2 separate regions of the Homo sapiens genome follow, and region 2 is linked to region 1. Evidence: chromatin loops called from intact Hi-C (ENCODE). Cell type or tissue: heart left ventricle. All regions are shown on one strand. Links, peaks and the distances in the headings refer to the core of each region. The heading gives the core; the rest is flanking DNA.

Region 1 (16,275 bases), core at 4,109-12,108:
ATGGCCTCGTGCGTCATTCCTACCCCTCTCTGCTCAGATGCTGAGAGGGGTCTGGGGACTCTCTAAACGACCCGCTACAAGCAAAGAGCCCTGTTGGGAGCTCAAGAGACCTGGACTAAATTCTCATGCTGCCTCTTTCTGGTTGTAAGCAATTGGACAAGTTGCTTACCATTTATCCTGATGTGATTATTATGCATTGCATATCAAAATCTCTCATTACCCCATAAACATATACACCTACTATGTACCCACAAAAAATTTAAAAATTTAAAAAATTCTCTGAGCCCCCATGCCTATATCTGTGAGTGCAGGCACTGTCCCTAGCTCCTAGGACTGTTACGTGGGCTAAATGATACTTAGGCGTGGAGCACTTGTCACCTGCAGGGGGGAGGTGTATGGAGCTTTCTTTGGCCTACATGGGACTATAGGGTCCCTGGAAAGACGTTGGTGCCTGAGTCAGAGGCCTTCATGCTAATGCCAGCTCATTAATTCATTGTGGAGCTTGTGCACATCATTTGTGCTCTCTGCCTTAGTTTCCTCCCTGCAACATAGGGGCAAAAATAGTTGTCCATGCCAGGCATGATGGCTCACACCTGTGATTCCAGTACTTTGGGAGGCCAAGGCGAGAGGATCATTTGAGGCTTGGAGTTTGAGACCAGCCTGGCAAAATAGCAAGACTTCGTTCCTACGAAAAAAAAAAAATGTAGCTCCACATGGTGGTATATGGCTGTAGACCTAGTTACTTAGGAGGCTGAAGCAGAAGAATCGCTTGAGTCAGGAGTTTGAGGTTACAGGGAGCTATGATCGTACCACTGCGCTCCAGCATTGGTGACAGACTGAGATCCTATCTCTAAAAATAATAATAATAATTGTCCAACTTACTTCCCAAAGTTACAAGATTAAAAAGTTAATTAACATCCCTTGTAAGTTTTTTTTTAAGTAAAAACTGTTTAATTCATTTTTTCTAAAGTAGCAAAAAACTAGAATTTCTTTGAATTAAGTAAGGTTTGTACTGTGGCCTTTGATTAATCATAGTAGATTGCCTTTTAAGCCATGAGAGCCACACTCTGAGAAAAGGCTTAAATGGCTTTAATTCCACTATAGTGTGCATGACTGATATCAAATCCTTTACTGAAACAAATTCTGATGGAGCAGAGGAGGGAGTAAGCACGGGGCATCTGTGGGCTCAAAATGAGCTCCACAGAGGGGCACCTGAGGGCACCAGAAACACACTTTGCCAACTCGCCCACAGCCTTTGGGCAGGTCTGGACACACAATTGTTTTAATGTCTGTGTCATGTTGTCCTCTCCCAAGTCTAGCTGACCCCATCCTTTATAAATGGAGAGGCAAGAGCTGGTTATGATAAGATATCTGGTTTCAGAAACAAGTGCTTTTGTTCCAAGTATTCCAGCAACAGCAACCTGGTGTCCCTGGCCTACCCAAATCCAGGACAAGTGTTCCTGCCAGTCTGCAGCCATCCATCTCTCCAGGCTTATCTACGAGTCATCATGGAAGTTAAAGAGCTGCTGGTGGCCATGGTAGCCTGCCTGGTCGCATGACCTCAATCCTCTCTCTGAACCAGCAAAGCTCCCTGACCCACGAGTCTCACAAAAACAATTCCTGTCTCTTGTCATCAGGTTCAGATGATGAGCTCAAACAATGCCCCAGGATGAGCCAGGAATGTCTTTGCCTGACTTGGCAAGTGGTTTCCCTGCCCTGCAGTGGCCAGAATGTGGGAGTGGAAAATTATTCTTGTTTCCTTCCGGAAATGACCACATTCGCCAGGGCCAGGCGCAAATCCACTGACTGCCCTGAAGGGAGATTTGCCTCCTCTTCAGAGGACAGAGGGAGACTTGGCCAAGCTTGCTTGGGAAATCAAAGTGTCTCCCAGCTGCCATGTTCTAACCCTAGGCCACACAATGAAACCAAAAGGGCCCCATTGAATGAGAATGGGTCTCACTCGTGAAGCCACTTCACTTCTACACACAAGACCATTCCTTGGATATTCCAGACACCCCCAAGTCTCTGCCACTATTGCTGTTGTTGACACACTCCTCAACTGGTGCTCACAGAGCGGGAAGGGGTCCAGGAGAGGAACCCCGCTCTTATCCTCCAGGTCCACTGCTCCAGGGCATGAGGAGGGGAGAAGGGAAGGGAGATAGCACTGTCCTGTCATACTGACCCCAGAGAAATGTGAAACACTTTTTCTCATTCCTTCTCTGTAGAGGTGAAACATACCAAACCTTCCACAGGGTTTTTATTAAACTCTACGAGTAGAATGAAAGAACAAGGAAAGGAGCAGAATTAGTATTTATTCAACAAATACTTACTGAACCAGCATTATGTGCCAGGCACTGTGCTGGCCATGGGGCAGATGTGAAAGAGCTAACCCCTGACTTTAGGGGGTTTGATAAACCCAGGTGCTAAATGAATGGTCCAATGGTTCCCAGGGAGCACACCCACTCCACCCCTTCCCACCACTTTATCTCAACCCCAGTCATTTCACAATTAAAAAAACAAAATGAAAGTCTAACACAATTTGTTCTCCCATGTGAGCTAGGAAGACCCAAACTCCCACAGGCTAAAAGTTTATGATAACAGGCAAGATTAATTAGTAGTTGTCATGAAAATGGAATGTCATTAATTATGCAGTTTGAAACTGTTCAAGTTCACTTCCTCCAAAATTAAATCCTAAAACTATAGCATCTGAAAACCTCCACATATGCTTGACTCATACTTGAGTCGTACACAACACTCACATACTAAATATTATCTACAAAACAGGTAGCGTTATCAATTTGAGTGTGTGTGATGTGGTAGGAGTGGTTGTGCTCCTCACACAGAAGGATGCCGGAGCACATGACTTCTTGTTTAAATCGAACACACAATTGGTACCTCTATTTTTAAATGCTGTTATAGCCAGACCGTTGTCTAGTGGATGACGCTCCCATGGGCCCCACAACACATGTAGGGTGCCCACAACAGTTAATTGTTGCATAACAAATCACCCCAAAACGTAGCAGCTTCCATACTAATCATTGGAAATTTCTCCTGATTTCTGTGGGGCAGGGATTTAGAGAGGCTCAGCTGGAGGTGCTGGCTCAGGGTCCCTCCTGAAGTGCTGTCAAGGGTCTGCTGGGGCTGCATGTAAGTGCTTGCTGGGATTAGAGGCTCCACTCTGAGATGGCTCACTCACAGGAATGGCAAGTGGGTGCTGACTGTTGGCCAGAGGCCTCCGTTTCTCTCCGTATGAGTCTTTCTACAGGGCTTCTTGAGTGTCTTTATGGTATGGTACTGGCTTTCTCCAGAGTGAGCAATGCAGGAGACTGAGGCTGAAATGGCAATGCCCTTTACGACCTAGCCTTGGTCCTAATTGTCACTTCTATCATACTCTGTTGGTCACACAGACATCCTTGATTCAATGTGGCGAGGGCTTTCATACAAAGCCTTGAAAGCCAGGAGCTGTGGCTCACTGGGGCCATCTTGGATGCTGGGCACCACTGGTATTCATCACCACGATGCTTCGGGCAAACCTCCCTGCCGTCCAATGTAGGCAGGCAGAGGAATGCTTCCATTTATCAAATCTCTGCATACTTGTGTGATGTTACATGTAAATGGACATATTTTAAAGAATTTTGTAGCAATAAAACAGACAATACCAAAACTCCAACAAACATCATTCAGCCTGTTTTTGAACATTCAGGAACCTCTGGACTACACTACCCACAGGTTACCGCTGTTACCATGTAGGCATATGGCCTTCCAGGTTTTTTCTACGTCCTTTCCACTGCCTCCACCTGAAGCATTTAAAGATGTTTCTGTCCTTCCCATTCTGGCCCATCTTAAGTCTTTCCTTATCCTCTGTTCTCCTTCAGCTGTTGTCGTATTTCTTTTATGTCCTTCACAGCCTAACTTCTGAAATGATGTGGCTAGACTCACCTCCCACTTGCTCCTCAAGCCACTGGATCTGGCTTCGGTCCTCACTATACCATGGAAATTGTCCTTGCCACAGTCATCAAAGGCCTTCTAGTTGCTCCACCCAATAGACGCCGTGATTTCCACTTTTTACCTGACCTCTTAGCACCATCTGAGGGTGCTGACCACAATCTTCCTTCCCTGGCATTTTTTTTTGCTTTTCTGATTACTCCTTCCTGGTCTCCATTCTGGGCTCCAATTCTTCCCCCCACTTAAATGCTAGGGTTCCTCCAGCCTCATCCTAGCTCCATTTCCCACCCTACTCGTGTTGCCAGCAGTGTTGTCCATCCCACACCTTCCTTTATCAGCTAGAAGCTGGTGCTTTGTAAATCTATGTGTCTAGCTCAGGTCACTCTCTTGAGCTTCAGACCCACACAGCCGGCTATTTGGCAAATGCCTTTAGTCAGATGCCAAACTCAAACTGTTGAAAGCCAGATTGATCATTTCCCCTGACACACTGGCTTCTTTATCTTCTCCTACCTCAGGAAATGGCACCTTCATCTACTCAGTTGCTCAAGCCAGAAACCCAGGCATAAATTATCCTTGACTCCTCCCTCTCCTTTGTCTCTCACTCCATCAGTTACCGTGTCCTGTAGATTCTACCTCTGATGTATCTCTGGGATCCATCCACCTCTCTCCATTCCTACTCTCAGTTCTCTGGTACTATTCACTATCATAGCCTCGACAACCTCTGAACTGACCTCCCTTTCTCCAGTCTTACCCCACAATTTGCTTAACCACTCTTGTATCATGGGATGTTTAGGGGGTTTGTACATGATTATACTTTTTAAAAAAATGTCTGGCTACTTGTGTTCTTTTTTTGCTTGGATTTGGATTTCATGATATTCATATATTTGACTCTAGGGTAGGCTTTACCAATAAAGAATCACAAATAATTATCCGATTCCCTTCTATAGAGACGAAATCTCCAGCTAGGTGTTCTAGATTCTAGAGGTTGTCATTCCTCAACCTGCCAATTGAAGCCCTCCACAACCCAATCCAACCACATCTATCCAACTTCATTCCCACCTACATAGCAGTATCCGCCACTTACTCTTTCATTCTCTGATGCATCTGATCATTCCTTCACATAAGGCATTGTGCTAAGGAATACTCTCACTCCACATGTCTGTACCTTCATGGCATGCTCCACCCCACCTCCCAAATTACATTTAACTTCTGAGTCTAGGCATTTGCTCAACACCACCCTGCTTCCTGGAATGTCCTCTTTCACCCCCTTCCCAGTGACCAAGTCTTCATCTTTGGATGTAAGCCCACCTTCACTGACTATCCCGGTCCACAGTGATCCCTGTGCCTTTCTTTTTCTTTTCTTTTCTTTTTTGAGTCGAAGTCTTGCTCTGTCGCCAGGCTGGAGTGCAGTGGCATGATCTCAGCTCACTGCAACCTCTGCCTCCCGGGTTCAAGCAATTCTCCTGCCTCAGCTTCCTGAGTAGCTGGGACTACAGGTGCGTGCCACCATGCCCAGCTAATTTTGTATTTTTAATAGAGACGGGGTTTCACCATGTTGGCCAGGATGGTCTCCATCTCTTGACCTCGTGATCTGCCTGCCTCAGCCTCCCAAAGTGCTGGGATTACAGGCATGACTTGCTTGTGCCTTTCTTATCTCTTCTCTCATTTCAAAATGTAATCACCTTATCTTGCTTTGTTATTTAATTCTTTCTCGTATCTGTAGTTCCTCAGCTATATCAATACTGTCTCCCCCTCTCGACTGTAAACTTCTGGAGAATCAGAATCATATTATTCATTTTTCTCTTTCTAGAAAATTAGATAAGTAGTTAATTACTTATCTGAGCCTTGAGCTCTGTATAGCTAAGACTGGGGGATAATAATTCCAGAATCACGGGGTGGTTGTGCGAGTACTTGTAGTAAGGAATGAGAAAGTGCATTGTGCTGTGCCTAGCACAGAGAAGGTACCCAATAAATGTTAGTTCCCATTCCTCCAATATCTATTCCTGACCTGAGGGTACAGTAACTACAAAGTAATTATTTGCAAAATGAATGAGTGAATGATGCATAAGTAAATGACAAAGAAGTCAAAGAATAAAATGATGCATTCTGACTACACAAGAGAGGCAGTGCCAAAGAAACCGAGTGCCTTTCCCTGGCTGGCAGGGGAGGGCATTCTGCTGGGGGAGACTGTGGCGGGGCTATGTGCTACTGGGCTTGAGATCGTGAAATGTCGATTAATGGGAAATCAAGTTTGATTTGGGTATTGCTGCTACAGCCAGCTGATTATTGTACGTTTGACTGAGTTTGTGATCTGTCAAGATCCCCAGAATAAAGTAGTGGCAGGCATATGTTTCTTATAAATGGAAAAACAATTATTGTGTAAATCAATTTTCACTGGCATAGGCCTGGCTCCAGGCTCTATAAGAAATGAGAATATGTAGGTCTCAGAGCCCAGGCTATAAATATTTATTTCTGCACTGTCACTGGTATTTGTAGCAAATCCTTTTTCACTAGTGGGCATTCTATTTGTTTTGACAAAGGCGTAAAACTGTTCCAAAGGCACTGAAGGCCACAACATAAAAGGTCTTTAGGGAGTGCTCAAAGAAGGGGGTGTCATTTTCAGATGCTGACCATTTGGTTTTCTCGCTTCGTCCGTGGAGTTCATGGCACTAATTTTGAGTTCACTGTGGAAGGAATGCCCTTTGTGGTCGGCTGCGGTCAGCAGTGACAGTGAGCCCCTCCCCTCCCTATCTGCCCCACAGAAAGTGACAGAGGTGGCAGATTTCTCTAGCCTTCTTCTGACCCCTTTCTTCATTCTGTGCTCCCCTCTCCACCACTCCCAACCACATCTCCTCAACTGCATGAGATGCTCTTGAAGAAGGGGGATTATGGTTAGGGACATCAGCCTTGGCACACTAATATTCCATACATGCATGAACAATTTGGAGAAATTTTTTTATGTGGCCACAAAATGGCAAATCCAGAAGGAACTTCACATATCACCTACTTCAGGGATTCCTTGCAAAGGTCCATGGAACCCTAAGAAATCTGTCAGTAGAACTTAATGAGTCCATGAATTTGGATGGTGTTAAAGCACACTAAATATGTCTTGAGAAGGACTCCGTACTTCTATATTTGAGCCCAGAGAATGAACTGCAACCTAACTTAGTGGGTAGACAAGATTGAAAACTGAACTTAGGAGTATGCGCCTGTAACAGTGGCTGAGTCTTGGCCAATCCCAGCCGCCATACTTCAACCATTCATACACTGTTGAGTGTTCAAACTGTGTTCAAATAAGGCAAACGCCGAGCTGTAACCAATCCAGCTGTTCCTGTACCTCACTTCTGATTTCTGTATGTCACTTCCCTTTTTTTGTCTATAAATTTGTTCTGACCAGCAGGCTTCCCGGGAGTCTCTCTGAATCTGCTATGATTCTGGGGGCTGTCCGATTCGCTAATTATTCACTGCTCAATTAAACTCCATTACATTTAATTCAGCTGAAGTTTTTATTTTAACAATGGGAAAAATGCATCTTTATTTTTAGTAACTACTAACTGAAATTTAGCATTTTCTTCAGTTATGAATGGAAGCATCACACAATAGTGTTGGCAATATCTGTGACTTTGTTTCATCGAAGACATCAAAGTTATTTTTATATCCCATGGTAGCTTTGACAAAATACTTAAAATATCATTTGCTTTCAGCACCACTTCAAAATTACATTAAAATTATAAAATTATAAGTAAAAAAAAAATCACCTGCCATCAGATCTTATTATTTGGTGCAATAATAAAAAAGCATATCTATTATTATGTCAAACATTTATTCTTTTAACATTTTGATAGCTATATCTCACTGTAATTGGTTTCTTTGGTAATTCATATTGTGTTTTTTGCATTTAAAAACATTTTTTTTTCTGGGAGGGGACTTCATAAGTTTCATCAGACTGCCAAAGGGGTCACAGCACAAAAATGGTTAAGAACTCAGATCTGGTCCCTAGAAGCACATGGTTTGTCTCACATGCATATTCCAGGTCAATTGAGCACAAATGGATCTCCGAGGAAGATGGTGAAGACACATCAAGGTATAGTAGACAAGAATGCTGTGATCGATTAGCAATGTCTGTCACAGGGGCAATATGCAGAGGAGAGGTAGAATAGAATCCTACACTATGATTTCCAATCTAGGCAGGTACTGCAAATAAAACTTGCTACAATGATGGAAATGTTTCATCTGTGCTGTCCAATATGGTAGCCATTAGCCGCACGTAGTTTTCGAGCACTTTTAATGCAGCTGGTGCAGCTGAAAATTTGAATTTTCAATTCTATTTAATTTTAATTATTTTGCATTTAAATTTAAATAGCCACGTGTGGCTAGTGGCTACCTCATCGGAAAACAACTCTAAATTAATCCCACCCACCCCCACCCCCAGGCACCTCCCACCCCACCTCATTACCCTTCACAAAGGAGGAACGCAGACTCTTAGAGAGATGGTCTTTCCCAGAGGCCGTTGGACCCATTTGTAACAAAGCCACATCAACATCCCAGATCTCTCTGTCTCTAGTTCAAAGTCTTCTCATTTATCTAGTGTTCCTAACTTGTTTTTGGCAGAATGCTGGTCCCCTGAACAATACACAGATGTGTCGTGAGAGAAGAAATAACTCAGCATTTACATATGTCCTCTTAGTAAAATGAGATAGGACACTATCTCTTCATCGCAGTAAAGCCTGATTTACGTGTTCCTTTTGGTTTTTGTTTAGATATGTCAATTCAAAAAGGAAGAGGAGTAGATGCAAGAATTATTTTGTTTTTTGGCTCTGATAATTTGTTTCAAAAAACTATTTACAGGTGTTCTGGATAAAACTGATGGCTGTTCTGCAATCTCTAAACATGTAAGAAATGCATTCTAAGCCAGACTGCTTCCAGGGCTGACTGATGCACTGAGGCAGGGTCTCCATGTTGACTCATGCTGAACTACAGAACACTGCCTGGAACTCGCTGCTCGCTCTCAGTTGGCCGGAGGGGCCTCTGCTGATGGAGAATTTATGGTGGGAAGTCCTGCCCTGGGGAAGGGACCATTTCTGATGAGGTCATGAGGAGGGAATGCCTTCCTCAGCGGAGATGGGAGCCTGGGAAGGCGGCCAGGAGCATGGTAGGGGAGGCACAGTCCCTGAGACAGACGGATGGAAAGAGGATGAGAAATTCTGTGGGTTAGAAACCATCTGGGATCTCAACAGGTTGCTTGGTAGTTTCACTCTCCTGCAGGCTCAAGTCCTAGAAAAAATGCAAACAATAGGCTTTTTTCCTCTCCTGGCTAGGAGAGGCCCTAACCTTGCATTAACTTGGTGGATGTGCCCACAGTTAAGGCTTGCCGCAACTCAAAATATCCATACATAGCAAAACTGCCCAACACACTGATTAGAATGTTTTCTAAAATTTCAATGGCATTTAAACAATTTTCAAAGACCAATTATTGCAGACCAGCAGATCCTGCCCCAGACATGCCGAATCAGACTTTTAGACAATGTGTTTTGAGAATCTAGGTTTGTTTTGTTTTGTTGTTGTTGTTGTTGTTTTTCTGAGATGGAGTCTCGCTCTGTCACCCAGGCTGGAGTGCAGTGGTGGGACATCGGCTCACTGCAGCCTCCTCCTCCCGGGTTCAAGCAATTCTTGTGCCTCAGCCTCCCAAGTAGCTGGGACTGCAGGTGCATACCACCATGCCCAGCTAATTTTTTGTATTTTTAGTAGAGATGGGATTTTAGCATGTTGGCCAGGCTGGTCTTGAACTCCGGACCTCAGGTGATCTTCCCACCTTGGCTTCTCAAAGTGCTGGGATTACAGGTGTGAGCCACTAGAGAATCTAGGTTTTAATCAAAGCTCCCAGCTGATTTTGATGTGCAGTCGGGTTTTGAAACTACTGTCCTAAAGGATGACATCTGTACCCTTAGCCTTGGCATTCAAGGCCTCCAGAAGCAGGCCCTGCTCTCTACAAGTGGAGCACCATAGTGGGAAGCACACAAATTGTGTAGTAATGATATAAATAAATAACAGCATCTAACATTTATTGAGTGCATGGCAGATGTCAGGTGTCAGGCTAAGCGCTTTAAATGAATTGCCATTTCATCTGACTGTTGCCTCTGTTATTACCATTTTGCAAATGAGAAAATTAAGGCACACACAGTAAGTATAGAAATGAGATCTGAGATCTGGCAAGCTCCAAAGTTCATGCCCTTCACCTAGGGTGGTCAACTATCCCGGTTTCCCAGCGACTGAAGTGTTGCTCAAGACATGGGACTTTCAGCGGTAAAACCGGGAAAGTCCCAGGCAAACAGGGACAAGTTGGCCATTGTATCTTGACTTGGAGACTTCTGCCTGAGATGGAAGCTCAGCTCTACCACTTATGACTGTGTGACATGGGGCCAGCCTCTCCACCCACAGGTTTCTTATATTCCTCATCTGAAAACAAGGATGATCACACCTATCCCGCAAGGCGGTTGTGGCCATCGCATGAGATAGCACATGTAACAGCAACCCGCTGTGTGTCTGGCACTGACAGAAAAGGCCAGCTCCCCAACACATCCACCTGGAAAGCGCCACTTGGCCCAATCTGTGTTTACTTCAAGTCTGGAGAAGTCTCGGCCATTATCTCAAGTGGTTCTCCACCATTCCCTCTACGCTCGCCTTCTGGCCTCCTATTCAATGAGATACATATGGGAGTCTCTCCGTCAAGCTTAATTTTCTCATAAGTTCTCTCTCGCATTTTAAAAACTTTTTGTGTGTACTCTGGGTGAAGTCCTCAATACTCTTCTTCATTTTACTCTCTTTCTTCAACTCTACCCAACTAAACTTTATCCTGATTATTGAGTTTATTCAATAACTCATAACTTTTAGTCATTTACAGATAATTTAACATTTTAACTAATAATTTTTTATTTCCAGGATTTGTTGTTTCTTCATCATATCCATCTGATCTTGCTTCACAGCTGCCTAATGTTTGCTTTACAGATTCCTGGGACTTCTGCCCCCAAGTCAATTTCTCCTTGTACCTCTTTGAAGTGGGTTCTCCCGCCTGTTGGTTCTGTTGACCACCTCTCTTAGCCTCCCTTCTCCTCTTGCATTTTGGAATTTGGGCTTGCAGGGGCCTCTGGAGCTGCAGCTTACTGTGTTTCGTTTTGCATTTTTCCTCCCTCTGTGTCATCCCTTCCTCCCTCTAAGGCAGTATCCCCGTTGCGTCCTTTCTGATCCAGGAACCCCAGTTCACAACCAAGTCTAATACTGGAGGCTCAAGGCTCTGCCTGGGGCTGACTCCAGCGATCTGACGGAGCTGGAGGCAGGCATTGCCCAGGACCTGGCTACATGGCTGTGTCTGCTCCCTTCCATAGGCCTGGGGAGGCAGCTTTAGGAAGTGGTGGGCCAGGCAACAGTCACTGCTTTCCTCCAATCTCCCTTCATGGGCAAAGGAGGCCTGTCCCACCCCAACCTCACAGAGTGGGCCTGGCTCTGGTTCCCACCTGACATGGGGTGCTTTCACTCCCCTTTAAGTCAAGAAAAGCCAAGAAGGCCAGTCTTGCTGCCTTCGTCAAGACCCAGAACCACCCAGCCCTAGCCTCATTCACCCTCACCCAAGGGTCTGCGCCTTGTGCTGTTGAATGAACACTGAGCTGTTTATCTAGCATTTGACTCTCCTTGTGTTTTTTTTTTTTGTTGTTGTTGTTTCTCTTATTTTTAGTCTTTCTTTACCCAGCGTTTGGAGAAAAGGAAGTCCTGAAAGGATCGTTCTACTAAATCATCTTGACTTAGATATTTATGTGAAATTGTGTTTTAAAAGAAAATTAAAACCAAGGAAGATACAAAGTTTTCACACATGTTTCATTTGGCACTTAAATTAATAGCCAAGTAACCAGGAGAAAAAAGCAGGAAGCCACACTGAGAGAAAGAGGGACTATACTGGGTCCTCGCTTAGGAATCCACTGTTAATTCGCCACACGATCTTCAGTGCCGAGGGTGTTTTGTTTTTGTTTTTGTTTTTGTTTGAGAAAAGAGCTCACTCTGTCACCCAACGCTAGAGTGCAGTGGTGCGATCCTCCCACCTGGCCCTCCCAAAGTGCTGGGATTACAGGTGTGAGCCACTGCGCCCAGCCTTGTGTGCCAATTATTTAGTGCCTTGTCTCTCCCTGTTAAATTGAGACCTCTTCCAGTTCTAGAAGTCTGTGATTCTCTAACCAAAGATCAACATAGCCCAGTGTCCTTGGAGCCTGAAGCAGGATCCTAGGTGTCTCCTTTTCACCGGCCCCCAACTCTCAAATGACTGGCCTGGCCACCACCTCTAGGACTGCCATTCCAGAAATTATAGAATTTAACAAAGTCTCTTTGGGTCTGACAGGGCAAATTATTGCTCTAAGGCTATTTATGTTTTCCCTTTTTCTTCCTCCTTTTTCTCTGACCCAAACTTGAATCCCCCACGAGTGTTTTAGAAAATCTCAATTAAGGGGCAAGTGGAGTTTCTAAAGGAAAACAGGAGTTACCATCTCCATTCCAGACATTACAGCTAGCGAAGGTAAGTATATAACTTGCACAAGGCCACTTGGCAAGTGGAAAAGTCAGGAGGGAATCCAGAGCCCTCTGCCTCCACAGCCCACACGCCTCAGCACAGCACACACTGCCCAGGCACACACTGCCCAGGCACACACTGAGGCTCTGAGACCGGCAGGAGCCAGCACTGGAAAGATCACTCCATGCCCACTCTGCCTGCTCTGGGCACAAGTCCTCCAACAGAGAGCCACAGCAGCCCCCAGGATGTGTGCCAACAATTGCTGCTCACACCCCACATTTAGGGCCAACTTCTACAAATACTCCCTCAATCTCGCTTGCCAGTTGGGCATTTTATTGAAGTCATAGGGGGTGAACTTTACAGATCAAGACTAATCATCTCCCCCTCTTCCTCCACTCACCATCATTTAATCCTCGAGGCAATGTTATAACCTCAGAACACAGCTCCTTTGCCAAGGAAAACAGCTTACGACTTTGTCATTTTCTTGGATTCATAATTCCCAGCTCAGGGCAAAAGGGCAACGTTCCTCCTTACCACCCTGAAGCCTCTCTCCTCTACACCCCTCTCTCCCTTCAGGGCCCTGTCACCCCTACCGCCTGGGCCCTCTCACCCCTACAGCCTGGGCCCTCGTTACCACCCCTTCCACACTCACAGCAGCCCACACCGGGAAGGAAGAGATCAGTGTGTCGGCATTAAGGGTAGTCTTTTTTTTTTTTTTTTTTTTTTTTTCTGAGACGGAGTTTTGCTCCCGTTGCCCAGGCTGGGGTGCAATAATCTCAGCTCACTGCAACCTCTGCCTCCCGGATTCAAGCGATTCTCCTGCCTCAGCCTCCCGAATAGCTGGGATTACAGGCATGAACCACCACACCTGGCTAATTTTGTATTTTTAGCAGAGACAGGGTTTCTCCATGTTGGTCAGGCTGGTCTCGAACTCACGACCTCAGGTGATCCACCCATCTTGGCCTCCCAAAATCCTGGGATTACAGGCGTAAGCCACCGTGCCCAGCAGGGTATTCTTTCCCAGGGGGCCTTCCTATTTAATGGAGCACATTCTTTAAGCGTTTGCACATGCACACACATACACACTTACGCACAACATTTACTGTTTTTCTCATTAGCTGGCTAAAATGTGTCCATCATAGAAAATTTGAAAAGTACAAAAAAGACCAAGAAGAGAGTCAGAACCCATAATCCCACCACTCATAAACCCTCCATTAACTCTTTACCGTATTTCCTTCCCGTTCTTTGTCAGAGTGTGTATGTGTGTGCGAATGTATCTTAGCGTGTATGTGTTCAGTTCTGCGTCTTAGTGTGTATATGTGTTCTAGACTACATATGTATGTATATATAGACTACATATATAAACACATACATATGTAGTCTAAAACTCATATACACACTACTATATACACGTAGTCTAGAATATGTTTCCAGGTGACATTGTTTCATTGCTGCACCTGCCAGTTCCTGCCCGCATACCATAATGTTTACACTCTTGTTGTGTTATAATAGACTTTAATTCCTAGTGGGCCAAATCCTCCATCACCCTTTTTTCAAGATTTTAAAAATTATTCTCAACTACTTCTTTTTCCTGATGAATTTTAGACTTATTGTGATAAACAACTAATTTTAGACTTATTGTGATAAGCCCATTATGGATTGCAAGTTCATTAAATTTATAAATTTATTGGGTAAAATTGGCATCTTACAGTATTCGGATTTTCTACTCAAAAAAATAATATATGGCTATCTATTTAGTCAAACCTTCTTTAATATCTTTCAATAAAGTTCAAAGTTTTCTTTCAAGTGGGTCCTAAACATTCTTGTTGAGGTTTTTATAAATTTTTTATTTTTTGTTGGGCCATTGGGAATTGGGATCTTTTTCCTCTAAATATTTCTAATTTGAACTATGGTTTGGAAAAAATATTCTGCATCTAGCTATTATCTTACTCTCTGAATAATTGTAATACTTTTTCATGAGTTACTGTACAACTTCAAGAATCATGTTAATAGTAATAATATCGGTGATCTTATCTTAATTTACCATGGATTATTTTTATATCATTAAGGATCTATTTTTCTAATCCTAGTTCTTAGACTTTTAAATCAAGAATTGGTATTGAAATTTATCACATACATGTTCATTATCTGTTGAGATTATTGTATTTTTCTTATTTTACATGTTGATGTTAAGAATTACCTCATAATTTTCTAACACTAAAATATCTTTATATTTCTGGAATCAAAACTCTTCTTTTTCGGTGAATTTTTTTTTTTTTTAGAGACAGGATCTCACTCTGTTGGCCAGGCTGGAGTACAGTGGTGCAATCATAGCTCACTGCAGCTTTGAACTCCTGGGCTCATGCAGTCCTCCTGCCTCAGCCTCCTGAGTAGCTGGGAGAACAGGCATGTGCTATCACACTTGACTAATTTTTTTGAAAAACATTTTGTAGAGATGACGGGTCTTGCTATGTCGCCCAGGCTAGTTTCCAGCTCCAGGCCTCAAGCAATCTTCCCAAAGCACTGGGATTACAGGCATGAGCCACCACACCTGGCCCCTCTGGTGAAATTTTAAAATGCACTATTGAATTTGATTCATTTATGTTATATTTAGGATTTCACAACTGCTATACATACAAGTGAGATGACTTTACAGCAGCATGTCCCAAAGTGTGTTCTACAGAACACTGTTGCTATGAGTTGTGCCACTAGAAATGGAAAGAAAAGAAAAGACATTAAAAGGGGGAGAGAGGAAAGAAAAGAAAAGGAAAGGAAACGTCTGGCATTGCAAGGTTTGGGAAATACTATATATCCTTCCAGGAGATTCACTAGGTACATTCTCATTTTAAAGATTCTAAGATCTGCTAGAGTTAAGAGCAAGGGAACATGCTGTGCTTAAATTTGTATAATCCAGCATTTCCCAACACGATCGATCACAGAGCCCCCATTTCACATAATTCCTCTTAACACCCTGCAGAACTCATGTCTGAGGCATGCCTTTTGGAAAGTGTCTTTGTCAGTTTTATTATCAGAATTACACCATTTTCACTAGAAAGGCTCTCCCTTGTCTGAACTTCTAATAAGAGGCTTATAAATCCATTAAACTCCATTGCTGCTACCCTACACCATAAGACATTTATTGTTTTCTGTAGTCATCTTCCAACCTAAGCTTATGCCTTTCACTTTTATGGTTCTGAGATATTGTCTCACTCCACTGGGTCCCTTTGGAATCTCAAGCATGCAGAAAAACTCTGAACCTTCAGATGGATCGAGTTTGGAATAGTCTTTATTTAACATTCCCACTATAGTTGAGTGGATCTTGCTCAAGCTTCCCCCAGTTCACCGGGCTATATGGCCTTGGCCATCCACCTGCAAAGTCTTCCTTCCAAAACAGCCTGTCTCATCAACTCAAAGTGCCCTGTGGGGCCCAGGTGACATTTACACCATCCCTTGCCCTGCATTCTAAAGCCATCTGCTCCAAATCACTATCCCCTTTGCTCACTGTCCTTCCAACTCCAAGATCTCATTTTTCCTACAAATACCCAACAGTTACTCAAAACTCATCAACACAAGTACTGACAGACATGTTATTAGTTACCAAAAATCGTTTCCAGAAGTAAAACCCCTCTAGGCATTGTGGAGGATATATTGATTCACCTTATGGCCTCTGCCCTTGAGGAGTTCCAATTCTTTCGAGGTAGATGAATAAGTATCAAATCACGGCATTAAAGCTTTTGACCCAGTGCCTGGGAGAGAAAAGGCTCAGTAGCCATTGACTA
Region 2 (12,137 bases), core at 4,138-12,137, 65 kb before region 1:
ACTTGTTGAATAGTATTAGTGCTCGTAAGGAAGAACAATCCAACATTGACTATTCAGCAAAATAACAATCACCCTTCTTAATGCTATTGCACTTTTAGCTTCCGAAGTACCCACAGGTACTTTATCTATTTACCTTGGACCCAAGGAGTAGGTAAACCTTGCTCCCATGTAAACAGACAAAAAAAAGTTAAAGCAGAGAAGTTCTATGATCTGGCCAAGGACCTGGGAGCTGTTACGCTGCAGAGGCAGAGCATAGCCAGACTCTGGTATCATCAGGCCTTTCCAGCAGCCCACACTTAGCCCCCTACTCTCCTCCTCCCTTTGCATTTGGTCAGCAGACCTCTGAACCTCTGCCACAGAAGAGCTGTGAACAGACCAAAAAGTTATCTCAATTTTGTATCCTTACAGCAATCATCAACCTAAACTCATGAAACCTACTTTTACAAACAGCACTAGAAAGACAGGCTTCACAGAGAGAAGGATTAGAACCTCAGGGAAATTTCCTTTCCTTTTTCTTTTTAAAATAAAAAAGCAGTTTGTTGTATGTGCACAGACTATTGTGCAGTGCTGGAAAAACCTACTTCTCCAAGGCATCCCTGGCAGAAGCTGGTTTGCAGATCTCAGGAGTGGAGGTGGGGAGAAAACCTGCAGCTGTTAATCTGCCGGCTGCCCTGCTAGAATGTGAATTGGAAACTCTAGAGGTCAAGAGGAGAACAGCTTTCTCTCAAGTTTATTCCCCAGGCAGCTAGTGTTACTCAGACAATGCTGATTGCCCTTTTGCCTGTGATGGACCGGCACCCGGCCCTGGTCCCAGATATGTGTGAGCCACTGCAAAGCAGTCTTTCAGCATCAGCGTTAAATGCCTTTCTAAAATAACATCACTCAAATTTTATGTGCAAAGCAGCTGAGAAGAGCGGGAGGCCCAGCCATCCTTCTAGCCTACAGGTGAAAGTGTTACCATCAATGGTGTGAAACCCACTCACAGGAGTAAAAGGCCCTTGTCTATTACACTTTTCCAAGTGAGAAGAGTTCCTAGCTCGGATCTTTGGGCTGATGTAATTATGTCCCAGGTTACTTCCCCTCTTCTCCCTCCATCTTGCTGCTCTCCATAGAAAGCACAGGTTTCAATCATTACAAGGTTTGTGTTAAATGACCTCATTTTCCTGTGAGTCTGCCAAGCCCTATGCATGTCAAAGAACTGTGGGGCCAAGAATCATTTTAGAAATTATGATGCTCTTTCAAAAAGTAGGAATTTTTGCCAAAGAGGGAGGTGCAGAATGAAGGTATGGAGGAGAGATGGATGGAATAAATATTGATATTTATCTCCCCTTTGCCCTCCCCCCAACAGCCAGAAATAATGGCCCTCTCACTTATATCTCCAGATCCCTATAGGCATTGTTGATGAAAAAAGCAAAACTCTGTAAAATATTGGAAGAGATTTATTCTGAGCCAAAGGTGAGGACCATGGACTCGTGACCACATGTGCCCAAGGTGATTGGGTTATAGCTTGGTTTTATACATTTTAGAGAGGCATAAGTCATCAGTCAATATGTATAAGGTATACATTGGTTCAGTACGGACAGATGGGACAACTCAAAGAGATGGCTTACAAGTCTTAAGTGGATGCAAAGATTTTCTGATTGGCAATTGGTTGAAAGAGTTATTACCTAAAGACCTAGAGTCAAGAGAAAGGAATGTCTGGGTTAAGATAAAGGGTTATGGAGACCAAGGTTGTTACTATATAGATGAAGTCTTATAGATGGCCGCCCTGAGAGGCAATAGATGGCAAATATTTTCTATTCAGACCTTTAAATGTGCTATACTCGTAGCTAATCTCTTCAGGATCAGAAAAAGACCTGGAAAGGGAAGGGGATTTTCTACAGAATGTAAATTTCCTCCACAAGAGACAGCTTTACGGGCTGTTTCAAAATATGTCAAAAAATATATTTTGGGGTAAAATATTTTTATTTCTTTCAGGGCCTGCTGTCTGTCATGTGATGCTATACTAGAGTCAGGCTGGAATTTGGTATCTTACTGCTACAAAGAGTCTCTTTTTTTTTTTTTTTTTTTTTTTTGAGACAGAGTCTCTCTCTTTTGCCAGGCTGGAGTGCAGTGCTGCGATCTTGGCTCACTGCAACCTCTGCCTCATGGGTTCAAGTGATTCCCCTGCCTCAGCCTCCTGAGTAGCTGGGACTACAGGTGTGCACCACCACGTCCGACTAATTTTTTGTGCTTTAGTAGAGACGGGGTTTCACCATGTTGGCCAGGATGGTCTTGATCTTCTGACCTCGAGGCCACCCACCTTGGCCTCCCAAAGTGCTGGGATTACAGGCGTAAGCCACTGTGCCTGGCCCTCTTTTTTCAGTCTTAAGACCTCTGTTTTTATGTTAATGCTGGTCAGTTGTGCCTGAATTCCAAAGGGAGGAGAGTATACAGAGGCATGTCCAAACCCCCCACCCCACTTGCCTCAAGGCCTGAACTAGTTTTTCAGGTTGCTTTGGAATCCCTTTGGCCAAGAAAAGAGGTGCACTCAGTCAGCTGCGGGAGGGGGCTTAGAATCTTATTTTTGGTTTACAGATATTTTAGTGTCAGCACTTATTCAAGGGCTACGGCTAGCCCAACTTCAGTATACACCATTCACATTGCCAGTAGTCTAGGTCACTGGAACCTAGAGTTGTGGAGTAGATAGCCTACACAGCCACACTTAGGTGGCCTCAGTCTTATCCCATTGTGCTATCTAGCTGTTATCCTAGACTGACCCCAACTTCCACCCCTCAACTCTACCCAAGACTGTACCACTGAGCACAGGGACCATCCAGTATGTCCTATTCATTTTGGAGGTCTACAGCATGCTTATGCTGCTTCTATATAGTAGAGCTTCCATAAATGTTTGTGGAGTGAATTGTAGGTTTAGAAGCCTTTGAAAGATTAGAAAACTACGTATGTTATCTCCTCATGTGTTTAGTAAGAATAGGCTCAGTTATGCTGTGGTTAAAAGACAACCTCTCCTTGAAAAGATCAACATTGACAAAAATTTAGCTTAATGGAGAATAGAGAAGGCTCAAATTATGAAAATCTGGAATAACACTGAAAGAAATATCACTATAGACCCTACAGAAATACAAAGGATTGTAAAAGAATACTCTGAACAATGGTGTGCCAAAAAATCCAATAACCTGAACGAAACAAAAATTTCTAAAAGTATACAAACTACCAAAACTGACTAAACGAGAAAAAATCGAAGAGAACCTGTAAGAGATTGAATTAGTAATACATTCTTTTTCCCCCACAAAGAAAGCCCAGACCCAGATGCCTTCACTGGTGAATTCTACCAAGTACTTAGGAAGAATTAACACCAATCCTTCCCAAACTCTTCCAAAAACTAGAAGAGGAGGCAATACTTCCCAACTCATTCTATGAGGCCAGTATTATCCGGATACCAAAAGCATGCAAAGACATTTATTATAATATATCTTGCAAATATAAGCACAAGCTCCTCAACAAAATACTAGCAAACCAGATCCAGCAACATATCAAAATGATTGTATCCCATGATCAAGTAAGGAGTTATCCCAGAAAAACAAGTTTGATTTGAAATACAAAAAGCAATCAAGTGAAATAAAGGACAAGATAAAAAGACAAAAACCATATGATCATCTCAATAGACAGAGAAAAAGCATTGAACAAAATCCAGCACTCTTTTGATACAGGAGATAGAAAGAAATTATTTAGGCAGATAGTAAGGGCAACAGAGTCATCAGTGGAATTTCCCTTTTAACAAAAAGCAGCCCCAAAATAATTTCCTTTCTAACAAAGAGCAGCCTGAAAAATCGAGCTGCAAACATAGATAAGCAAGCTGGAAGCTTGCACAGCTGAATGGCGGCAGCTGTGCCAATAGAACAGGGCTACCTGGAAGCCAGGTATATTCAACATGGAGGCTCCATCTTCCCTTTTCTTTGTCACCATGTGCACAGTAAAGAAGCAGGCAACATGGCACTGGCCAGATAGCATTATAAAAGAATAGGTTGGAGGCGGCTAGATTTTCACTCGCTATGCAAATGGCACACCTGGTCTGACCAATCTTTCATGCGCTATGTAAATCAGACACCACCTCCTGAAGCTCATCTATAAAACCTCCTGCATGTCACCACAGACAAGAAGACCCGCTCAAGACCCCTCTCTGCAAGAGAGAGCTTTTCTCTTTCTTTTGCCTATTTAACCTCTGCTCTTAATCTCATTCCTTGCATGTCCATGTCCTTGATTTCCTTGGTGTGAAATAACGAACCTTGGGTATTTACCCCAGACAATGACACCACTTCACTTTCATGATAAAAGCAATCTACAAATTAGGAATAAAAAGAAATGTCCTCAACTTGATAAATAGCAACTATGAAAAACCCACAGCTAACATCATACTTAATAGTGAAAGACTGGGAGCTTTTCCTTTAATACCAGTAACAAGACAAGGATGTCCACTCTTGCCGCTTCTATGCAACACTGTACTGGAGGTTCTAGCCACAGCAATTGGCAAGAAAAAAAAAATTGAAGGCATCTAGATTGCAAAGGAAGAAGTAAAACTAGTTGTATTTATAGATAACATGATCTTGTATACAGAAAATTCTAGAAATTATTAGAAACCAAGAAATTATTAGAATTATTAAATGAGTTCAAAAGGTTGTAGGATACGTGACAAAATACAAATACACACTTACAGAAGCCTGGCCAACATGGCAAAATTCCATCTCTACTAAAAATACAAAAATTAGCTGGGCATGATGGTGCATGCCTGTAATCCCAGCTACTTGGGAGGCTGAGGTGGGAGAATCTCTTGAACCCAGGGGGTGGAGGTTGCAGTGAGCCAAGATCACACCACTGCACTCCAGCCTGAACAACAGAGCAAGAATCCATCAAAACAAACCAATCAACAAACAAAAAAGTACATTTATATATTATACATTTATACAATATACAAAAATCAATTGTATTTCTATACATTAACAAGAAACAATCTGAAAAATGAAACTAAGAATATAACTAAAAAATTTAAAATTTATACACTGAAAATTACCAAACACCATTGAAAGAAATTAAAAAAGACTTAAATAAATAAAAAGATGTCCCATGTTCATGGATTGAAAGACTTAATATGGTTAAGATGGCATTACTCTCCAAATTGATGTACAGAGTCAATGCAATCCCTACCAAAATCTCAGCTGTCTTTTTTGTAGATGTTGCCAAGCTGATCCTAAAATTCATATGTAAAATCAAGGAATCCAAAAGTCAAAACAATCCTGAAAAAAAAAAAACTGGAGGACTCACACGCCCCAATTTCAAAACTTACTAGACAGCTATAGTAATCAAAATTATGTGATACTAGGATAAGAATAGAAATATAGATCAATGGAATGGAATTGAGAGCTGAGAAAGAAATAGACACATTTATGGTCAACTGATTTTTTATTAGAGAAAAAACAAACTTTTTAACAAATGGTGCTTGGTCTGGCAACTGGATATCTACATACAAAAGAGTTAAGTCAGAATCTCTATCTCACACCATATGCAGAAATTAACACAAACTGGATCAGAGACTTAAATGTAAGAGCTAAAACCACACACTCTTAAAAGAAAACATGGGAATAAATCTTCATTACCTTAGATTAAGCAACACCTTCTTAGATATGACACCAAAAGTGCAAACAACAAAAGGAAAAAACAGATTGGACTCCATAAAAATTTAAAACTTTTGTTCTTCAAAGGACATCATCAAGAACGTAAAACAACCCACAGAAGCGGAAAAAATATTTCAAATCATATATCTGATGTTTATATTCAAAATTATAAACAACTCTTACAACTCAATAAAAGGACAAATAACCCAATTAAAAATGATCAAAGGATTTAAATTAACATTTCCTCAACGAAAAGCTACAAATTGCCGATAAATACATGAAAAGATGCTCAACATCATTAGCCATCAGGGAAATGCAAATCAAAACCACAATAACATAGCACTTTACCCATTAGGATGGTAATAATTAAAAAGACAGCTATTAATATTAATAATATTAATTAATATTAATAATAAGACAGGTAATGATTAATGTTGCAGAGAAATTAGAACCGTCTTACCTGTCTGATGGGAATGTAAATGGTGCAGCTACTTTGGAATGTCTGTCAGCTTCTCAAAAGTTTAAATGTAGAGTTACTATATGACCCAGCAATTCCACTCTTAAGTGTATACCCAAGAGAATTTGAAACAAATGTCCACACGAAAATTTGTACACAAATGTTCATAGCAGCATTACTCATAATAACTAAAAGGGAGAAATAATCCAGATGACCATCAACCAGTGAATGAACAAAATACAGTATATGTAATATACAAAATGTAGTATACATGGACTATGATTCAAGAATAAAAGGGAATGAAGTGCTGATATATGCTACAATATGGATGAAACCTGAAAACATTATGCTAAGTGAAAAAAAAAAAAAAAAACAGCCACAAAAGACTACTTTTTTTTTTTTTCTGAGACGGAGTCTGTCACCCAGGCTGGAGTGTAGTGGCATGATCTCAGCTCACTGCAACCTCCACCTCCTGGGTTCAAGCAATTCTCCTGCCTCAGCCTCCCGAGTAGGTGGGACTACAGGTGCCTGAAACCACACCTGGCTAATTTTCGTATTTTCAGTAGAGATAGGTTTCACCATGTTGGCCAGGCTGGTCTCGAACCCCTGACCTCAAGTGGTCAGTCCGCCTTGACCTCCAAAAGTGCTGGGATTACAGGCGTGAGCCACCGCACCTGGCCCAAAAGACTACATATTATATGAAACGTCCAGAATAGGCCACATCTATAGCGACAGAAAGTAGACTAGCAGTTGCCTAGGGCTGGGAGTCGGGTGGGAGAAAATGGGAAGTGGCTAGTAATAGGTTTGGGGTTTCTTTTGGGGGTGATGAAAATATCCTAAAATTAAATAGCAGTGATGGCTGCTTACACCATTAAATATACTAAAACCTACTGAAATGTATCACTTGAAAGGCTAGTTTTGTGGTATGAGAATTACATCTCAGTGAAGCTCTTCTTCAAAAAATTATTTCAAATTGTCAAAATAGCTTGTGTAAATATGTATCTGTATAAACACTGGATACTGGGAAAAGAATTTGTATTGAATATTTCTATCACTAGATGGATGGTAGGAGAATAAATACGCAAGTGTGACTAGCTCCCATCAGCCACAGATAGGAGGAAGGGAATTAAATGTATTGAGCATCTACCATGTGCCAAGCACCAGGGCAGATGCTTTCATTTAATCTTCACAGAATAACACTATTAGGTGGTACCTAGATCTATTTCACACATGAGGAAACTGAGGTGAAGGGAGTTGCTCAAGCTCTTACAGCTAGTAAAAGGCAGACCCGGGATTTAAACCGAAGACTGTCTGACTCCCAAACCTTTTGGCACTAACCATCAGGCAAAGGACATGTAAAATCTGATTAATAGTAGTGGCAAATGGTATTCTGGCTGTATTAGGGACCAGAAGAATTTTCCAAAATTATCATCGACTTTGGGATTGGCATCTGATAAAAAATGGATGAGAAGTCCAGCTGTAGCTATGATTTCTATGGTCCCTGCATGTAGCTAAATTCCCTGCCTCTTCAGGACCTAATGAAGAATTGCATTGAATCTACTAACTCCAAGCTGCTGACGTCTATTTGAGAGTTCGATGTTCTTTCTCCCATGTTAAAGCTATTCCTTAGTGTTTTCACCCTGTTGAGCAACCTGACCAGATAAGGCCCTTTATGCACACACAAGACGTAGACCAAATTCAGGCCGTAGAGTAGCAGTCTGGTGGGACACAGATTCCTCATGACATAGAATTGACCTGGGTTTGAGGACACGAATGACCAAGATGATTAACTGACCCCAAGATTCATGCGGCCCTTCCATGCTGTGGAGTTGTTGCTAGGAAGTCAGGCTGTACATCTGTCTCTTTGTATCTTTGTGGAGGCACATAATGAGTTCTAGCCAGTGGACTGTGAGCAGAAGTTTGGGCAAAAAATTCTGGGGTTCTAGGAACCTAGACTACTGTCTAGTAGCGTTACACAGGCTCTGCGTGGATGCACCTCCTTGTTCCTGGGACTATTTACCTCTTGGACAGCAGTGTGGCCAGAGGAGGGCCAAAGCAAAGCCCTCTAAGGCATTGGGCCCACATTAGGAGCCGACTTGCCCAGGGGTCAGGGGGTACTGGCCATGAAATTTCAGGTGAGGATTAATTTTCTTGCCCATGAAAATAGAGATACCATGACCTATTTTGCAGAGTTGCTTTGAGGATCAAAGGAAATACTTTATATAAAAAACCTGGTACACAGTAGGTGCTCAGTAAATGTTCATTTTCTTTTTTGTCTCTGACCTTCCTAGTACTTCCCTGTTCTTCCCCTCCTTTCCCTTCATGACCCCTCTTCACCCTCATCCCCAGCTGTGTTCTCTTTCCTTCCTCTCTAGAGCCCAGGGGTTTGGCTCGCCTGACTACAGAGGTCCTGAGGTCACTCCTCTCCCATCTTCGGCTGCAGGAAAGCTCCTTTTCCATTTAGAACATATTCTGGGGTTTTTCTGGTTTTAGGGAAGGGGAGATACTGCAGTTTACAGAATGGGTCAGAAACCTCAGATTACTCTCTTGCTTGCTAATGAGAAGGTTGAGAAAGGCTTTTGGGTCCTGGCCAAAACCTCTTGGCTTTTATGGGGCAGAAATTTGATTTCCAGTGAGATGTCAAAACATGCCACTGAGCATAACTTGCAGAGGTTTGTATTTCACTTATTTGGTTATGAAATGAACAAAAAGCACTTCCTTTATGTTACCCTCAGCAGCTCTCAGTCTTTTGGGGACTGAGGGACCCTTGAGAGATGCTGTCAACTTCAGATCTCTTTTCCAAGCCCTCCTTTTCTTCACAAAGCCCCTTCAGGAATGCCTCAGCATCTCGTCTTTGTTTCTTGTGACTTGCCCTGTCTTTATGAATGTTGTTGCTGCCCAGAGAGAGAAGTCCAGGCTTAGTTGCTTGACACTCAAGCCTGTGCCAAAGATCAGGCCTTCCCTTGGCCTGTGTCCTCACCACCCCAGGTCTTACCTTAAGCCTTTGAAGGGGAGGTCTCTTAGAGAAAGTTTTGGTCTTAAAAAAAATTTTCAAATCTTTCTTCTCCTGCTACATCTAGTTATTGAGGAATAAAATATAATCTCCAGCACCCAAATTTATCTGTTCCTTAGTTTCACATTGTTTAGGATCAGAGTGACAGGTTCAGGAATTCTCTTTCTGGGAAGAGTGGCTGAAAAATTAAAACAATGAAGTTGCTTTCCTTATATGAAATATTTTTCATGAGTAGGATTAACGCATGTTTTCTTCCAACTTTTACCCAATTCTATATTCATCTTGTTTTTCTATCTCAAAAAGCACTTGACTTTGAGCCAGATGTGATAGAAGCAATTCACAATCATTTCTTTATTGATTCCATTTTTGGGGGCAAATATTTACTGAGCACCTACTATGTATAAGACATTGTGTTGGGCACTGTGAAGGATGCAAAGATTGATGAGCCATGACCTCTGCTCTCAAGCTTTTAAGTCAATCCTGGTTTAGTTATTCTTTCTATTGAGATGTTTTGTGGCCCTGCCTTAGACTTTGAGTCTAAGTCTGTGGCTTTCTTCTAGAAGCAGAACTATGCTTATGCAATTCTTCGTACATTTGAATAAGAAAGTATTCATGTAACGAGTACTCTGTATCCAGCCCCAAGTACCCAGCACTATAGAGATTCAAGGCAAGTTTAAGTCACGATCCTCTCTTCAGTGATCTAGATAAGAAGAGAAGACAATTATTCAGCAATGTTAAGACAGATGCCTGGATGTAAACAAATACAGAATTTTATAGTCAGGTGAGTTTTAAACTTCGATAGACAAAATTTAAACTTGCCAATTATAGTATCTATGTATCTACTAAAGCTTATCATGTGTATACCCTAAGACTCAGCAATTTCAGTCCTAAATACATACCCAATAGGACTGTGTACATATATTCATCAAAAGACACTTTGAGGAATGTTCATAACAGCACTCTTTGTAACAGCATCAGACTGGAAACTACCCAAGTGCCCTTGGCATTTGATGGAAGGGATAAGTAAATTGTGGTATAATCAAATAATGGGATACTATATAGCAATGAGAATGATCTATCTGAATATGCAATAATATAGATGAACCTCACAAAAATAATGCTTAGCTAGAGAAACCAGAAGCAAAAAAACAAAAACAAAAACCAAAAAAAACTCACATTCTTCTATTTCTAGAAAGGACAAAAACAGGCAAAAGTATTCTATGCTCTTAGAAGTCATGATTGTGGCTATTTTGGAGGGATAGAGGGATAGTGAGTGAAAAAGAGAGACAGGAGGGGACTTCCGGGGATGGGAACATTCTGTTCTTGATCTGGGAACTAACCCTATGGGTGTGTTCAATTCTGAAACTTTTTTTGTTCGTTTTTTTGGTCTAGATATTATACTTAAGTTTTAAAGAGTCACCAATTTAAAAATTGACAGAATTCGGAATCACCAATCAAGAAGCCTGAATCTTAGAGCTGATTCTGACTGTTGATCATTGCCTTGGGCAAATCCATCTCTTTGTGCCTTGGGTTTTTCATCCATGGAGTGGTGATAAGGCTTTCTCCCTGTGTCTCACAGCTAGCTGCTTTATTATATGTAGGGAAACCTGGCAAACCAAGCAGTAGTTGTGGGGCTTCTTTGTGCAGTTTCACTGTTGATACTTAGGAGCCTGCTCTCCATTAAACTGTATTTCATGAAACCTGGCCTTTTCAATGTAAACTCTGACTTGGTCTTTGAATCCCACCTTCCTTCCACTTTGTTTATTCTCTACAGCTCCTCGGTCTCATGGAGCAGTTCCTCAATCTGAATGTTTCACCTTATGACATGATGGTATTTGGCCTCAAAATATCAAACAGAATATGGCACCCTCTGGGGATATGGAAGCTTATTCGGTTATGTTCTGGAATAACACACATATATGAATGCTAAAGCCTATGAGAGGGGTTACTGAAAAGGACCCCCTTGCGACGCCAAAGTTCAGTTCTGAGTCTGAACATGTATCTTGCACTAGATGAGAGGAATAAGTTCTAGTATTCTATAGCATTACAGGGTGACTATAATCAACAATTTATTGTATACATTTTTTTTTGAGACAGGGTCTCTCTGTCACCCAGGTGGGCATGCAAAGGCACAATCACAGCTCACTGCAGCCTGACCTCATGGGCTCAAGCGATTCTCCTGCCTCAGCCTCCTGAGTAGCTGGGACTACAGGCGCACGCCATCACACCCAACTAATTTTTGTATTTTTTGGAAAGACAGGGATTTGCCATGTTGCCCAGGCTGGTCTTGAATTCCTAGGCTCAAGCAATCTGCCCACCTCGGCCTTCCAAAGTGCTGGGATTTATTGTATATTTTCAAATAGCTGGAAGAGCAGATATTCTCAACACAAAGAAATGATAAATGCTAAATGAATATGCTAAAACCCTTATTTGATCATTACACATGTATCAAATGATGCAGTATTAATTGTATCCCATAAATATGTACAATTATTACATGTCAACTAAAAAAGAATAATAATAAAAGAAAAAAAAACTGTGTCTTGCTCAAGGCTGGCCTGGCTTCCTCCTACCTTCCCTTTCCCTGCAGGCCTGCCCGACCTTGTGGGGTGGTGTCCACCTCCTGCCCAGGTCCCTCATCAGTAGCTCTGACCCCAGATCCTCCTGACCTATGTCTCTCCTTTTCCATCTGTTCTCTTCTATCAGTCCCAACAGAAGAAAACACAGAGGGCACACCTTTCACTTATCACCCGACACTTTCTTTTTCTTTTTTTTTTCTTTCTCTTTGAGACGGAGTCTCACTCTGTCGCCCAGGCTGGAGTGCAGTGGCGCGATCTCGGCTCACTGTAAGCTCTGCCTCCCAAGTTCACGCCATTGTCCTGCCTCAGCCTCCCGAGTAGCTGGGACTACAGGCGCTTGCCACCATGCCTGGCTAATTTTTTATATTTTTAGTAAAGACGGGGTTTCACCATGTTAGCCAGGATGGTCTCGATCTCCT

What was found. A loop is a pair of places that touch in the nucleus more often than their neighbours do. Peaks named below come from ENCODE experiments on the same cell type or tissue, not always from the same donor. Only the 100,000 strongest peaks of a DNase experiment are listed, where the experiment ranks them.
Region 2: a loop joins it to region 1, with 1.8 times the contacts of the local background. A loop is called at or near these places in 3 of 110 quality-filtered maps.

The regions. Positions count from the first base shown.
Region 1 is chr15:62,976,890-62,993,164 of GRCh38, forward strand. No RefSeq gene overlaps it. Among named protein-coding and RNA genes, the nearest start is that of TPM1, 58 kb to the right of the region's middle. RefSeq lists enhancers at 12,060-12,560, 12,561-13,061. In heart left ventricle, for the core only: no CTCF peak of the experiment used is centred there; no DNase peak of the experiment used is centred there.
Region 2 is chr15:62,912,276-62,924,412 of GRCh38, forward strand. No RefSeq gene overlaps it. Among named protein-coding and RNA genes, the nearest start is that of MIR190A, 94 kb to the left of the region's middle. In heart left ventricle, for the core only: no CTCF peak of the experiment used is centred there; a DNase peak (open chromatin) is centred at 8,525; H3K27ac peaks cover 3,170 bases.